Linked DNA regions of Mus musculus: region 2 is linked to region 1. Evidence: chromatin loops called from intact Hi-C (ENCODE). Cell type or tissue: heart. All regions are shown on one strand.

Region 1 (8,000 bases):
CTACAGACACATTCATGTGGAGATCAAAAGACAACTTTGTGGGATTGGTTCTCTTCTTCCACATTTATGTGTGCTCTGAGGATCAAAATCCAGTCGCCAGGCTTGCATGGAAGTGCCTTTACTGTTTAAGCGTCTACCCAGGTCAGATCTCCTATTTTAGATTCCAGTAACAGCTAGTGCTGATAACAATGTCTCACCAGTTCACCAGTGTTGAACACCACACAGCAGACTTTCCTGAACACTGATGGGCCCCACCCCAACCCTTCCCATAACTTTTTGAAATGGGCAGTGCAACCATTTGTAGTGTTATTTGTTTAATAAATCCTGGCACATGGCTACTACCTGCCTCCATGGTTTATGTTCCTGAATGAAACACACACACACACACACACACACACACACACACACACACACAGAGCATTTATTTATTTCTTTATTTATTTATTCCAATACCAATCAGAATTAACTGGGGGTAGGTTGCCAGAAGCTACATACAGACTTCGGATCTTGGGGTCCTAGCACTTAGCATTACAATACCAGCAAAAGACAAAACCTCAACAACCATTTCCACTTACAGGTGAAGAAATGGAAGCTTTATAATGGTAAACACCTCAAGGACATAGGCCTGGGGACACTGGACAAAATGTTGATCCAGGAGGATGGAACAAAGCCCATGCTGCCTTTTAAATAAAACTCGTACCATATTCAAAGAAAGCACTGTGTTCACATAGTGGCCTAGTGGGGATCTGATTGTGATGGTACACACCGTTGTCATGTCCTCAAAAAAGTATAGGGGAAGAGAGAGAGAGAGAGAGAGAGAGAGAGAGAGAGAGAGAGAGAGAGAGAGAAGAGGGGGAACGGTTAGGAGTCAAATGACATTAGAACAAGATACAGAAAGAAAGGAGACGAAACAGTAGACTATAATCAGGAAAGTTGCAGAGAAGCGAGCTGGGAAACTCAATGGTTCCATGGAGCCCCAGGGAGGAGAGGTGATTGGATCTTGGGAAAGCCCAGGTGGGCTGAGTCCAAGAAAATGGCTGGGTGATCCAGGAAGGGAGGGGGGGCTATATTGGATTTGGTTAACAGTAAGCAGAACAGATCAACTGAAGAAATGCTCAAGGTGGGATATGGGGAAGAATTTTGGATTTAGGAATGTGAAGGGCCAGGGAAGGAAGGACTACTAACTACTAATTTTCATTCTGTTAGGTTGTTGGAAATAAGAATGGGTAATGGGACTTTCCAGTGTTAGGTGACATGTTCTTTCAGGGGTGTTCTGGGAGCCACGTGCCAGTATATTGTTAGGTGAGGCTCCTGGGAACCAGCTAGGAGAATGCTGCAAACTCCAGGGCATGGGGATAATCAGAATCATAGGCCACCACCCATTGCCCCAGGCTGACTAAATAAGGAGCCAGTGATGCAACTGTGCAGAGTGGATGGAACAGTGCTGCTTCCAGTCACGGGCAGTGTCTGAATCAGCCACAGACTGTTTTTGTTTGGGGGTTTTGTGCATAGGAAACGTGAAACTAATTAATTTACTTATATTCCTTTCCCCAATCGAATTAATTTAAAGGGCTTTAAACAAGTACTGCCTCCTTTGACCCCCACAGTGGTACAAGCCCATTTTTGTCAAGAGGACAGCTTTTAATTGAGGTGGTTGCTTATGATCTCTGAAGGAAACCTTTCTCTGGATGCGCACACACCTGCCACTTATCCACATCACTCAGCCTGCACTTTCAAAGCTCTCTGCTTTTAACTCAAGAACACTGGGGCCAAGGGCTGGCATTCCACACACTTCTGTGGGACCACAATTCCCTTTGACAATCTGCTTTTAATTTTAGGGGTCTGCCCACTTCTTGGAGTTTGTTATTAGCCCAGATTAGAAAACTGAAGGATTGACAAAGAGAGATTGGACGGAAAGTATTTCCTCAGAAAGAAACAAGGTGTAACCTTACTCCACCACAATAAAAATCAAACGGAGAAGTGGCGACCGTCTAAAGAGAATTACTGAATATTTTAGGAATCACTTCCCTTATACTTTAAAATGCAGTGCTTCTTGATGTCTGTAGAGTTGTCTGGGCAGCTTTGGCCTTTTGCAAGTCCATCCTTCCCCGATCTGCATCTCTAGTCTCTTAAGAAGCAATGTCTAGAAGCTGGTACTTATGGGGGTGCTTAGTACTTACCATGTACAGTATGGTGCTTAGTACCATGCTTAGTACCTACCATGTACAGTATGTCTTTAGTACCTGGAAAGAGAAAGAAAAGGCTGGGGGGAGAGCTGAGAACTGGGGGAGGTGAGGAAGGGGGTAATTTCACAGCCCCTAGTTGACAAGGACAGAGCTCAGGAAGCTTGCTCGCTGGCAGCTGGCTGAGCGGAAACAAATCCCGGCATCTAGTGAACTCCTCAGCTTCAGGGCTTTTGGCCAAAAAAGCTTTAAGTTTCTTCGTGGCTGCACATTTGCTCCTGCCTCTGAATAGACTCAAACCCCGCCATCAATCTCTCCCTTCCTTTTCTTCCTGCTCAGTTGCCTCCTCCGATTCTACTCACATGACAAAGGGGCCTGTGGGAAGGGATATATGGTTGGAGTTGCCAGAGGGATGTTCAAAGGACAGCAGAGCGCCTTACAAATGATTTAATCAGAACTCTCCCCATTCTGCCAAAAAGGGGTTTTCTCCAGGCCCCAGCTGGCTGACAGTGTAGACCTGGCTTGTTCCTCTCCCTTCTCCCCTGTGTTTCACAGGGTTATTAGAAGATGGACGATACAATTTCGAAAGAAATGCTCTGTAAATTGCAGCCCATAAGCATCTATTATTGGAGTGAGTGTGTCTGTCTGTATGTGTCTGCATCAAAAAAGAGAAGGCTCTTGCTAGATGGTTAGCCAGGTGGTTAAACCTCTGGCTCTAAAAAACATAGGCTCACCTCTCATACCCTGGCTCTGTTATTGGCAGATACTTAGCAGGTTCCAGTGACTCAGGTTCTCACCTGAGAGAAGTGGAAATACCAGTTTCCTTGATGTGGCTCTGTCACTTGATCTCTTGCTCAGGTCCTAGCACATCGGCAATTCTTATAGTAAACAACATAAAAATAAATGAACAAATGAGGACTCACTTCCTCAAAATATGTAGATATTACGGCCATTTACTAGAAAGTTCATCTCCATAGCAGCACGGTGCTTCCCACCTCTTGGTCAACAGGTGGTTGTTGAGTCTAGCCATAGACAAAGCAAATTGCCAAATAAAATGTATGAAACCAGGGCAGGGTGACTGGGTACTCTGACTATCCAGAGTAAGAGTGGTACTTGGGGGCAATAAGTGAGCCTAGCTACAAGAGGAGCCGGGTCAGAGGCTGACCTACTGGGTAGTAAACAGAGTTCAAAGTTTGAGCCTGGGTAGCACAGAGATGCAGGGAGTCACTGTGTCGTTGGTGGGGAGGGCAGGCCAGGATGCAGGTGGAAAAACGTTGCCACAAACCCATTTATGGTTAAGAGGTTTCTGAAGAACAAGCATCCTGTGGCTTTTCCTGGGGAGCTGTGAGCGAACATGTATTCATCCACTCGAGGCACTGGAAACAGACCAAAGAAAAGGCTCTATCGGAGTCTAACTTAATGAACCAGTCAGTTCACAGAGATTACTTCTGGGAGCATGGGTGAAAGATAACTTGGAGAAGTATGATTTCCTCAGGGCGCAGCTACATCATTAGAAAACCCCACCCCAGCATGGATGATAACTTGTGACAGCTGCGTCCCTGAAGCTTCCTGTGTGACTTCCGGGTGGTTCCTCTGGCCAAATAAAATATTCTCCTGAGACAGTGTTTACTGCTTTCGTAACCTTAGGGAGGCATCTTGTAAAGCTTATAGCTTTCTGAGTCTTAAAAGTTTTCTTAGCTTAATGAGTCTTAGGAGCCTTTCTCTTCCTTCTCAGAGAGGATATTTCAATTAGGAAGTAATAGTTACTTAACACCTAGGATCCATGGATTTCCTCTGATAATTTTCCTATCTTACATAAGTAGCTAAGTTATATCTATTTTTATTAAAGATTTGTATTTAAGAATATTATTTTATATTTTATTTGTATGAACTATTTGCCTGGGTGTATGTCTGTGTACCATGTGCACACCGAGTGCTCACAGAGGTCAGAAGATGCCATCAGCTCCTCCAGCACTGGAGTTAGAGATGACTGTGAGACACTGTGTATTCTGGGAACTGAATCTGGCTTCTCTGGATGAGCTGCCAGGTCTCTTGATCATTGAGCCATCTGTCCAGCCCCCACATTTTGTGTGTTCTCCTCCCACAGTGCTCTCTAAAGTGTACAAGCTGTAGAATCACTGTTACCTGTATCTACCTCTGATCACAATACGTCTGTTACACAGGGCTGTCCTTCATAGAGAAAGAATATGGGAGTTGAGATATGATCTCTGGCCAAAAGTTTATACAAGGCGATAGGAGTTTTGCAGCCTGTTTTGTCTTGTAGTGGCAACAAGTTCATGGAAGGCATGGGTGCCTCTACTGTCAAAGCAAACAGCTCCTAAATATATTCTAGGATGGAATTACTTTCAAAGTTGAAGCTTAGAATTTAGTTCTGGGGAAAATTAATGTTCTTAATAAAATGTTCAATCTTAGTTTCCTGTAATCAAGAGAGTTGAGACTGTTTCTGGGGGGAAAAATTACCTACCAGCCAGCTGACTGTCACTAAAAACCTAGACCTTTCATCCAAGAGCTATTTGGTGTCTAGTTTGGCAATGGTTATCAGAGCATTATATTTTCACGTATAATTTGCTCACCAACAGGGACTCTGGATTGGCTCATGGCTGGCTTTGTTCACCAGGGCAAAATTACAGCAAATTGTCATTCTTAGGACTAACATTTCCAGCATGTGTCCGTGTCGTGTCCCCCCCCCCCCCTGCGTCTATCACCCTTGACCGGCTCAACATCTGCCATTCCCCTGTGCATTCGTCTGGATTTCTTGTCTCTATCTTGCTTTGTTAAATGTTTCGATGCAGCCATTGTCTTTCCTCAACTGAATGGGAAGCTTTGAAAACAAGCAACAAACTTGAGGTACAGATTCTTGCTTACTTCTTCCAAAGTTCTTTTTATTGCCTTATTCTTGTAATCTTGGTCCCCTGGAATCTGTCACAGGGCTGGACCAGATGGAGGGCTCAGTGAATATTGGAAGATGGACTGGTTATTTCCTTGGGGGACTGGGAGATGAGCTAAGGCTCCATCTTTTTTATACACCATAGTGGATCCCAGCTTACTCTGGTTTGTTGATCAAGGCCTATGGGTCACACGACCTGTCACAGTATGGGTGCCCACAGCCATAAGCTAGAGCTGCAAACTCAAGAGATACAAACACAGAGTCATGGCTTCAGAGTCATCGAATAGAGCCATGGAACAGAGTCATCCATGCCTTTGGGCATTCTCATTTTGAGAAGGAAAAAAAAAAACTCTACTGAATTCTCTTTATCTTAGGTGGATATAAGCTAAGTAACTATTATTTTTGCAAAGACTTATTCTGACCCTTGTGACTCCAAATGAAAAAAATTTTACCTTAAGCTTTAATATTTTTGCTCATGTGACATTATAGGGATAACTACAGGGAAAGAATACAACTTCATAAAAGTCTATACTATACACATCTTTCAATGAAGGGGATGTATCCTGAATGGTGTTTGCCAATCACCTCATGTGGCCCTGATACAATCAAGAGACACAAGAGACACAAAATATGTGAGGCTACTATTAGTTTAACATGCACTTGTTTCAAGTTTTTAATGAGGAAAGATAGTAATGATAAAATATATAGTATTGTATAATATCATATAGTATAGTATAGTATAATATAGTATAGTATAGTATATAGATAAGTCAATGGCAAAGTGGTTTGCTGTCATTATCAAGTATCAAACACTAAGTATAATTGCATGAGCTAGACTCTTATGTGATGGGCAGTGTAGCAATTCATTTGTACAACACTACTATACTATAATAGCTGTCTTGTCATCTAGGGCATAGGGATTTTTCAGCTCCAATATACTCTTATGAATCTGCTTTCATGTATGACATCATCCTTGATCCAGATGTTCTGTAGCAGGTGACCATATCATTGCTATTCCCTGCCCCCGCCCCATGTAAGGACATGTTAGGTTTGGAACACTTAGTGGAATGCTTTTAAGAGTACCTAGCCCTACAGACATTACTAGACAGAATGTTTTGTAGTTTGCAAAAAAAAAAGTTACTAACAACAAATATAGCAAGGGTGTACATAGTCTTATTTGTCCCCCTGACAGAGAGCTTATATGTCACACAGAGGTCTCCTAAAGTCCAGGATGAGGTGGCAAAGGTGGGTGTGACACATGAGGGAGCAAAGCCTCAAAAAGCAAGCTGGGCCAGCAATTTCTTTACTCATTTGAGACCACAGTGCCAGGATGGATCACACAGTACTCTGTCCCTTTACTCTGATATTTCCTGGATCACAGTTTAACTCAGGCTCTGGTCCAGCATCTGACCAATAGACATGAAGGTCCCTTCTCTGACTTTCTTTGCTTCTCTTCTGATCCTAATTCACTGATTTTAGGGTTTTCAATACAGATAAGTTTGATAAGCTCCCATTTTCTATGCTGGGGACCCAGACTATGGAAAGATGGTGTCTGTTTGCCCTGTGGGTTGGGGGTATAGATGTGAGATCCCAGTGCTAGCCCACCAGTGCATTACCTTTCTACAATGTCATCCTATGCAGCATACTAACACATTCTTTTCAAATAAATACAGAATTCCTTGTTCTTTTCCCCAGAGGAATCCATTCCGAGTCTCATTAGGCATAGAACAAACTTTCGAAGAACTTGGCAGATGGAACAGATGTGGAAGCCCCTCCTGCATGTTTGGCACAGAAGAATGCCAGTAAAACATTTAAGGATTTTGCATTAGATCCATAGCTGAGATGGGAAGACAGTGAGGAAAAAAGTCCCCGGCAATAGAAAGGAGAAGGCGCTCAAGGCTTGATTGGCGGCACATAGGTGCTGCTCTTAGGGTACTCAAGTGGGCCAGATAAAGGACTTTAGAGGTGGAGTGCTTTCCTGTACAACTAAGAACAGGAAGCTGAGTCAAGTCTCTTCAAGACAGGGAGTTTAAAGGGAGCTGTCTGCACTGAGTCAAAGGACTGAGTTTTCCTTGGAGAGAAGACTAGAAATCGACTACTGGTCTGGGGAGTTTGCCATCTTTTTGAGATCTTGCATAGAAATAACGTCACCTCAGAAACATCAAAACTCAAAATATGAATCATGTTTGGATATTCAGTCAAAATTCTACCTTGCCTTTACTCTGCAGAATGACACTTTGACAAGTGACAAAAACAATGCCCTCACCAGTAAAAGTCCCCTAGGGATGAAGCCACGGGAACTCCTGTTCTTGAAAAGCTTAACAAAAAAAAATTATGTTAGCCTAGGAGGTGTTCCACAAGGAAAAGGTGTTCGAGGAAGGAAACAACAGAGTGATTTTTTTTTTTTTAATGAATTGTACAAATCAAATAGACCTAAAAAGGATGATGAAATAAATACCTGTAAAAGCACAGGGAGAGTATTTGCTGTGCCACACCCTGTTCTAGAAGAGCACTTTCCAGGTATTACTTTTATGGGTTAGTTGATTTTTTCTGTTGCTGTGATAAAACACCAACAACTTGCCAAAGACAAGGCTTGTATGTACTTACAGTTCCAGAGGGACGAGAATCCACGATGGAGGAGTTGAGGCATGGCGACTACAGCAACAGCCAAGGGCTCGTATCTTGAACCTCAAGCCCAAGATAGAGATAACAATCTAGGGACTGTGCCTGGCTTTGACTTCAAAGCGCACCCTCAGTGAAGAATCCCTCCAGTAAGGCCACACCTCCCAAGCCTCTCCCAACTGTGCCACTAACTGGGCACCAAGTAGTGAATACTTGGGGCTTGAAACTCCAGGGCCTATGAGGAGCATGTCAGAGAGGCAAGTGAGAAAACTAAGGTGGATCTTGTC
Region 2 (8,000 bases), 100 kb before region 1:
ATAAAAAAGCCTACCCCATCTCTACTCCAGGAAATTCAACATTTAAGCCACAAAGACATGCTCTTTCAATCCTGGAACTAGTAGCTTCTTGGTGTTTGAGATGTGGATTTAGTCTTGTACAGTTCTTTCCAAAATACTGAGAAGTCACCCTCGTAACCTAACTCACAGCACCATGCTTCTTCAAGAGAACACTGCACAGGCGTGAACACCCAGGCTGCAGTGTCTGCCACTCACAGTACTGGCTAAAGTAGACACAACAACGGATAGACTGCCGTGACTTCTATGCAATATGAGTTCCCATTAAAAAGTTTATATTGGCAAAGTTTTCCAGAGCATAAATATTCTGTAGAAACTGGTTCAGTAAAAACCTAAGCTCCAAAGTGGCCCTAAACACATAACAATTATTACAACCACAAAGAGGGAGATTGACTCTGGATACAGATCTATAATAATGCAATTTATGATTTCTTGGAGACTATTCTCGCTTCCCTTCCCCAACAACACGGGAACCAGCAATCTTAAAATATTGAAAGTAGCAGTTAAACGAAACAAACAAAATCTTTCCAAACCTCCAATGCAAGAACTCAGTAAGGTATAACAGGAGAATATATTGTTAGGAATTCATGCCTGTGAAAACTGGTTCAAAAGTGGACACACCCTCCCCTAGAGACAAGGAAGTTCTATCGTGTCTGTGTACAGCTCAACCCGACTCCTTTGGCAGAAAATGTTTTATATTTTATGGAAGGAATATCTATATCTACATCTCTCTATATATATATCTCGTATTTACTGATTTACAAGGGTCTTGAAGCCACAGAGGGCTCTCCCGTGTAGTCATGAGAAAGATGGGTGGGGCGCTGCTTCTGCCCAGCCCCCCCCGGGGGGGCTTCCTTTCCTAGGGGTTTCAGGCTTTGTGACTGGCCCAGCAAGGTTAAGAAACCCCCTCCCCAGACTGCCCCATCATGAGACAGACACCCTCCCCTGCCAGGCTTTCTTACTTGGCCGAAAAGAATGAGTTTCTAAAAGCCCCCAACAAACAAACAAACAAGCCCACAATTCTAACCACTTTTTTCGGGGTGTGTCTTTTTAGGTGGCATGATTCACCCAAAATACGTCCCCCATTTCTCTCATTTCCAGAAAGACAAGAACACAGTGTGCACAGGCATATTGCAAAGCTGGGTTTGCATCTCTCTCTCTCTCTCTCTCTCTCTCTCTCTCTCTCTCTCTCTCCTGAGCTTTTATGCTTAAGAAGCAAAGTGCAAACTCTGGGAGTTAAATGGAAACAAAACAATCTGTCAAAATTCCTCTTAGCACCTATGACTAGTGTTAACTTACATGCTCCCGGGGTGCAAGAAAAAAAGCCCCAAAACTGCTGCTGAAAAGATGCTTTGACCTTTTAAAATGAGAACTCCCCCATCCCACATCCATATTAAATAGGAAACCTTGAGAGTGCCACAGTTTTAGATTAAGAAATGAAATGAGGTTGAATTTCCAGAAAAGGGGTTTCCCTATAGGCTACAAGCTAATTAGGGTGTTCTAGACTGACATTGTAATAGTAAGTAGAATACAGGCCCCAAGTCTCCTAGCCAAATGTAGTGGCCAAGTACACGGAGTCTAGTTCCGAAAGGGGACGGGAGGGCAGATGAAAATCTAGTAGATAAAAAAGTCCAGAACACGACCTCTCAAAGCTAGTGTGGTTCCAGGGCAGGATGTCCGCCCCTGGCGGCCGCAGAGCCCTGGCGATCTAGGTGCACCGCAGCTGCCAAACCCTCAGCGCGCTCTAACCGGCGCTGCTGAAGGAAGTTGGAGAGCTCCCAGCCAGCCGACTGGATAGGCGGTGGGCGCCTGGGAATCCCTTCCAGCGCCGCAATTAGGAAAGTTTTGAAAAGTAAAGACCCCAGACAGATGAAGTGTCTCATCCTTTCCTTGAGCCTAAGAAACACCTCGTGTTACACCAGGCTAGCACAAGGCCACCAGTTTCTCTTGGCCCGGGAGCATCCGGTGCCTTCCAGCTCCCCACCGCCCCAGAATTGGTCCTCAGGGCGCATAGCTAGAGGGGCTTTCTGCCCAGCTGGAGATTCCAGGCAGAGATGCTCCTTAGGCTCGCTGGCCTGGGAAGCAAAGGCAGAACCTCTAACTCCCATTCCTACACCCTGGACCTTCTCTTCCAAGCCAGCTTGATTTTCTCCAAAAGACGCACGACACAGCCCATGCGCCCCCGGGACTCCACTCCTCTCCCCAAACTTCCCAGGGAGACCCACAAATACAGACTGCGCCCCCAAACTCCCACGACAATCGCCAATCATCCTATCTTTGCCTCTTGTACCCTCCCAGTCGCGTTCTTCCTGCCCCTCACTATTCTCCTCGCCTCTCCGAGGAAGTCAGAAGCAAAGCACGAGAAAATGCCTTCGCGAGGAGCCTCCCGTCACCCGCCCTGTCACTGAAACAAAAGCGCAGGGAGGAGGGAGGTGGGTGGGGAGGCAGGAGGAAGGTTCGGAAAGAGATGGGGGCAACGGTAAGAGGGGTTGGGGAGGGGGTTCAGAATGGAGAGTGGAGAAAGGGGCCAGGACCCCGCTCCCGCGCCGCGTGGCGTGGCCGGTCGCTTACATGCCCAGGTCGCTGTAGGTGTTGAAGAACTCCATCTGGTTGCATGCCTGGATCCAGCCCACCACCCAGGTCTCGTGGCGGGGGATGGGGGGCATGACCACACGGGCCGAGGCTTTGAAGTAAGGGGTCTTGTAGCGCAGGACGATGGGCGAGGTCTCCTCGATGCGCGTGGGGCACTGGTCGATGGTGGCGCACACATCGTACACCACGATGTTCTCGCGCCGGATCCGCGCCTTGCAGGTGATGCTTTGGATACAGCCCATCCTGCCGCCCGGCGCCGGCGCGGCGCGGCGTGGGGCAGCGCGGGGGCCCGGCGCGGGCAGCCGCGGGCACCCGTCACGCCGGCATGGCGACGCGCCGCTCGCTCCCGGTCCAGCTCAGCTAGCGCCTAAGAGCGAGGAGCCGCCGCCGCGGGGCATCCTCCGGGGAAGCCCCCTCCCCTTTCCGCGCGCTGGGTCGCGGCTGCCCCGACGCCCGCCCACGCCCGCCTCCTCGCTCCAGCAAGGGCGCGCGGAGCGTGCGCTCCTAGGAGGCGGCGGGCGCTCTCTCCGGCTCCCGTGCCCCGGCGGAGGGCAGGGAGGGGAGCGGCGCTGCGAGGAGTGGTGCCCACCCCGGGCCGGAGCCCCCCGCCCTTCGCCGGAGAGGAGGAGGAGGAGGCGGCGGCGGCGGCATGGAGCTGCGGGAGGGTGGCGGCGGCAGCGCCCGGTTTGTCTGTTTCCGCGGCGGCAGCAGCAGCAGCCGCCGCCGCCGCCGCCGCTGCATGAACCTCTGCTGCACCGCGGCTGCCCCCCGCGTGCAGCGCACCCAGCGGCGGGCGAGCGGGCGGCCCGAGCGGCAGGCGGAGGCAGGCGGCGGCGGCGGAGTCCGTGTTCCCTCCCGCCCCGCCCTGGAGCCGGACAGCGCCCACACTCCCGCATCCGGCTGCGGGGGCGTGTGGGGGGCGCCAGGGGACCGTAGCCCCGGGCGGAGAGCCCAGCGGGCTAGGGCTACGGGGGACAAGCTCCGCGGAAGAGACTGGCTGTACGCCATGAGTTTGTCCCTCTTCGGCTGCCGTCCGGGGGGGGGGGTAGTGTGCAAGGGTGGGGGTGTTTAAAGGGCCGCTAGCTCCCGGGCGGGGCGCGGCACGTGGGGTTGGGCGGGGCCGGGACCCCGGTAGGTGGCGCCCCGCGGGTGATAGTGGGGTGTAGAAGCGGGACCCTGCTTATTGGGATGGGTGGGGCCGGGAGGGCGCGGCGCGGTTCAGAGTATAGAGGGAACCACAGTGGGGTACGGTGAGGCTGCGGGAGGAGAGATGTTGGAGAATCAGCTCCAGCTGAGATGTATCGTTGTGATATAGTTTGTTAGAGTTGGGTGTGACCTCCAGCAGTGCCACGAAATAGATTTACTACCTCGTTCACTGGTCCGCATTTTCCTTTAGTCTAGTAGAAGCTTTATTTTTTAATTTAATTTTATTTTTTTGCACCACAGTATTGAGAGTGAAACCTGAGAAATCCCATTGGAGGCTGACACAAAATCACCCCAAATGCCAGTGTTAGTCGAGGCACCAGCTCAGTCTACTCATGGCCTGTTTTCATATCACCCCTCCACAATCTCTGAAAATACTCTTATCAGAACAACACACAGTGTGTATGTGTGTGTGTGTGTTGGGGGGGGGGGTTGTTGGAGCTCCTTGGGAAACACTGCCTTTTGAATGTCTTGTGTCTTTAGACAAGTTGTACTTAGTGGAATCATCTAGGTAGATTAGAACGCTTAGCTACCCTCCCAGTCTTACCTAAGGCCTGTTAAATACAAACAGAAGTTCAGGGCTTTATAGAACCCAGGAGGATTAAAGAGTAACCACTTGATTCTACAAAGTCAAGGCGCCAATTTGTAGAAAACCCTAATCCCTGTAGAAAGCTGGGGATCTTAGGGATCTTTTCTTGTCTTTGCTTCTCCTGAAGGTGCGTGGTGACCAGCACACAGTCATTTCTTACCAGCTGTGTCAGAGTGAAACCTTGACGGAAGAGCCGCCGGTCTCCGCTCTCTCCCGATGGAAACTGACGCCAGAGATGGCCTGCACATTCCATTCCGTGTATCTGCCACGTGTGTGTTATTGTGATCTCGGGTGTCAAATAGGAAGAATATTTAAGAGATGATTTTTTTTAATTACGTGTCTTCTCTCATAGTTCAGAGCCAGCAGCTTCTTTTAACCTTTTTTCCCCTCACGATCATTGAGCATTTGCTGGATCTGGTACTCACGTGTGAACTCCTCTAACAGGCCACACAAGACTGCCTGGGTGAGTCTTTAGTTAGGACAGATGAATTCCTAAAGTTCTGAAAGCAGTTCTAAAAGCAGCCTCCATCCTTGTCTTACCTTTTCTGACACGCTGGCTTCACTTTATAGTTCACACACACACAAAAAGCAATCTCCTTCTTTGATGACATGGCTCACTTTATGATGTAGCTGCAAGCCTCCATCACTGGTCCCTTTATTCAGCAAACACTTCCTGGTGGCATGGCAGGAGCCAAGTATTGTCCCTAGGTACTAGCGACTCGGGGTTGGACCAACGTTCATGATCCGCTCGAGAAGATAAATCTATTAACAAGTTGTTACAGTCAACTGTGCTGCTGCTGTAATAGAAACGGATAGCCAGTGCCAGGGGAGGCCAGACAGGAGAGCCACTGAGATTTATAGATGGCTCTACCGAGACAGTGACATTTGAATTAGATCCTGAGGACTGATTGAGACTGGCCCAGAAGAGAAACATCCGAGGATGAGACAGAGATGAGTTTGTGAAAAAGCAAAATGCGTAGAGAGGTGAACGAGCTTGGGCGCAGTCAGGGGAAAACAGCCGCTAGTGGTCAACGGACTTCAAATCTCTGTCCCCAAACTCGTTGTTGATCTTCAGGGGAAGTCAGTGAACGCAAGTTTCAGTTTGAGGGGGTGGGAAATGGTTCTCTACCAATGTGGAGACTAGAAATAGGCAAGGTTTCAGGGTCCATGATTGACAGATGATTTGGCCTTGAGTTAGGGTAGAGTTATGGGGCTCCGGAGGCCTGGCTGCGTCTGAGAGTCATTAGGAGGTAAATTTGATTCACTCAGTGATTGATTAGTGTTAGAGGAAGGTCGGGGCCAAATATTGAGTTTTCCAGCTTTGGTGGTCAAATGCATGTGGTCAGATGAAGACAAAAGTAGGAAATTGTTGAGGTTGGGAGTCAAATCGTGTTCAGTTGGCGATGCTCAAGAGACGGTTTGGGGGAGGAAGCCAGAGTTTGGGTTTCAGTGGTTATTATCTTCTAAGGGATAGACAGAGAGAAAAACATTCAGCTGGAGAATTAGGTTATCTTTCTCATTTGAATAATTGGTCAGTCTGCAGTTGTGTGGCTAAAAACTCCATTGTCTTCTGGTAGTACAAGCCAAGAGGCCATACATGGAGAGAATATGTTAGCTGCCTCCAAAATGTAGGAAAAATGTGTAAGGGAGAATATGTTTTATTTTCAAAATGTAAAAGATTTGATGTACCTAGTAGAGTGGCAATAAAATATATTATCTACAGCCTTTGATCAGTGACTCTCTTGATGACTTTACCCACGACCTTGGTGAATCTCCGGAATCATGAGTGTCACCATGACGGGTTCAACCATAAAATATAGTAAACTATAGTCATAAAAGTAAAGGATGCTCTCAGACTTAATGGATCTCAAACAAACGTGGGACTATGATAATTTCTAAAGGTATTTACATAAAGTTTGCAATTAAAATAAACTTACTTCATTATAGTTATTGTTACCTTTTAAACTGCATTATCACCGGAGTCCTCAAGGAAAAACGAAAAGCCCGTGTGAGACTCACTGTGTCAATGCCAATGAGAAAGTGAGCCAAGCTGTGTGGAGACACAAATGCTAGGTGTTCAGTGAGCTCCACCCACTGGATAGATATGGCTGGCATGGACTCTTTAGCCTCCCCGAAGCCCATTCAGATTCACATCTCAGCAAATTACATCATGGCATGCACCTTCCAGGTCACTGACTGGAGACAGTTACCCTTCCCAACTGTTTGTCGTCAAATGCCAGTGCACCTAGGCCTGTAGTGCAGATGAAGTGCTTACAAGTTCAGCAGCTTCTCCATGAGGCTCTTCTGTGTTTCCTGTTCCCTGTTTTCTGCTGTTAGTGATCTACCCCAAGAGTGGCACATTCCAGGCAAGTGCCATGCTCCAAGCTATGCCTAGCCCCTCTTACATTTCCCCATCCACCTTTTCACATGAGTGTCCCTTGCCTCTGGCAGCACCACACACCTGCCTTGGCTAGCTGCCTTCATGCTGTTCATAGTTGCTTGCTCACACTAATCTCCTTCCTCAGGAAGGTGCATCATTATGCTCTGCCACCCAGTTCAGTCCTCAATAAGCATCTGACAACTTTCAAGTCTTGGAAATCTGATGAAACTTTGCTTCCCAGCCCTTCTCTACAAGCCCTGCAAGCTGTCTTATTACCTACAGCAAGGATGCATTTGGGTCCTGAGTCTTTCTCATCCCACTGTGTTTTCAGTATGCTTGTCTGAGGTTAATTGATGCTCTTTGTCTTTAAGCACTGCACATAGTCTGAAGGATTCTCAGTTCTGAGTACCAGAAGTTGGAAAAACCCCAGTGACAAGACCTTGATAACAGCCATTCCTTATGAGTAATGTCATTGGCACTCGTTCTCGGGGTGCAGCACAGATACTTCTTTGTACTCTGAGCTTTTGATGTTTTGGGATAGGACAGAAGTCTTCAGTTCCCTAGCCAGGGCCCTCCAGCACACTCTGAGGGACTCCAGCCTGTTTGCCTCAGCTGCGGTGACCCTGTGCTCTGACTTTTTATAAGAGGGAGGTCTCTGGCTTGACTTTTCCTATCAACTGAGTCATTACTCAGCCTGCCAAAGCAGGCCTTCTTAGAAATTATGGGTCAGAGAGGCCTATCTTCTCATCGACCTTGTCAAGAATTTCCAGAAACCGTAGGACAGACTGCCAAACGTTGAGGAATCGCCTCTGGAACTGTTGAAAATGGAGATGGGTGGCAACCTGGCTGAGATGGCCTGAAGACAGGCCAGAGGCTGGATGAAGCTTCGAGTCGCAAGGGTACACAGTAAAGGACGCCATTCCCTGTAGGTTTATTACTTGGTTGACTGTGACTTTAGGATCTGAATGACCAGATTTTCTTCCAGATAGGTTAGGAAGCTCAGCATGGACCGCCGTCATAGAAACAGGATTATCAAGTCTCTTAGCCTGAGATACAGGACTGCTTTGAATAGTCTGACAGCTTTGTGTTAGGTTCCGTAAAGCTCACAGAGATATGCTCTGGCTTTTCCGTGCTGTCAAAGGTCCCATCTCTGACACACTCAAAAGTCTTTCTTCTTAGTCCTTATCAGTACGGTGATGT

The links. Hi-C counts contacts between places; a loop is a spot of excess contacts. Peaks named below come from ENCODE experiments on the same cell type or tissue, not always from the same donor. Only the 100,000 strongest peaks of a DNase experiment are listed, where the experiment ranks them.
Region 2: a loop joins it to region 1, with 2.1 times the contacts of the local background. A loop is called at or near these places in 2 of 42 quality-filtered maps.

Annotation. Positions count from the first base shown.
Region 1 is chr1:166,895,172-166,903,171 of GRCm38, reverse strand. No RefSeq gene overlaps it. Among named protein-coding and RNA genes, the nearest start is that of Gm33404, 44 kb to the right of the region's middle. In heart, no CTCF peak of the experiment used is centred here; a DNase peak (open chromatin) is centred at 3,751.
Region 2 is chr1:166,996,436-167,004,435 of GRCm38, reverse strand. It overlaps Fam78b (family with sequence similarity 78, member B), which reads right to left and starts at 3,019. Exons shown (of 3, transcript NM_175461.4): 1 at 2,608-3,019. The coding sequence starts at 2,870. It overlaps Gm16701 (predicted gene, 16701), which reads left to right and starts at 4,706. Exons shown (of 3, transcript NR_037988.1): 1 at 4,706-4,883. In heart, CTCF peaks have their summits at 1,718 and 3,770 (motif pointing right); DNase peaks (open chromatin) are centred at 1,745, 2,485, 2,855 and 3,635; H3K4me3 peaks cover 2,663 bases; H3K27ac peaks cover 1,409 bases; H3K27me3 peaks cover 3,780 bases.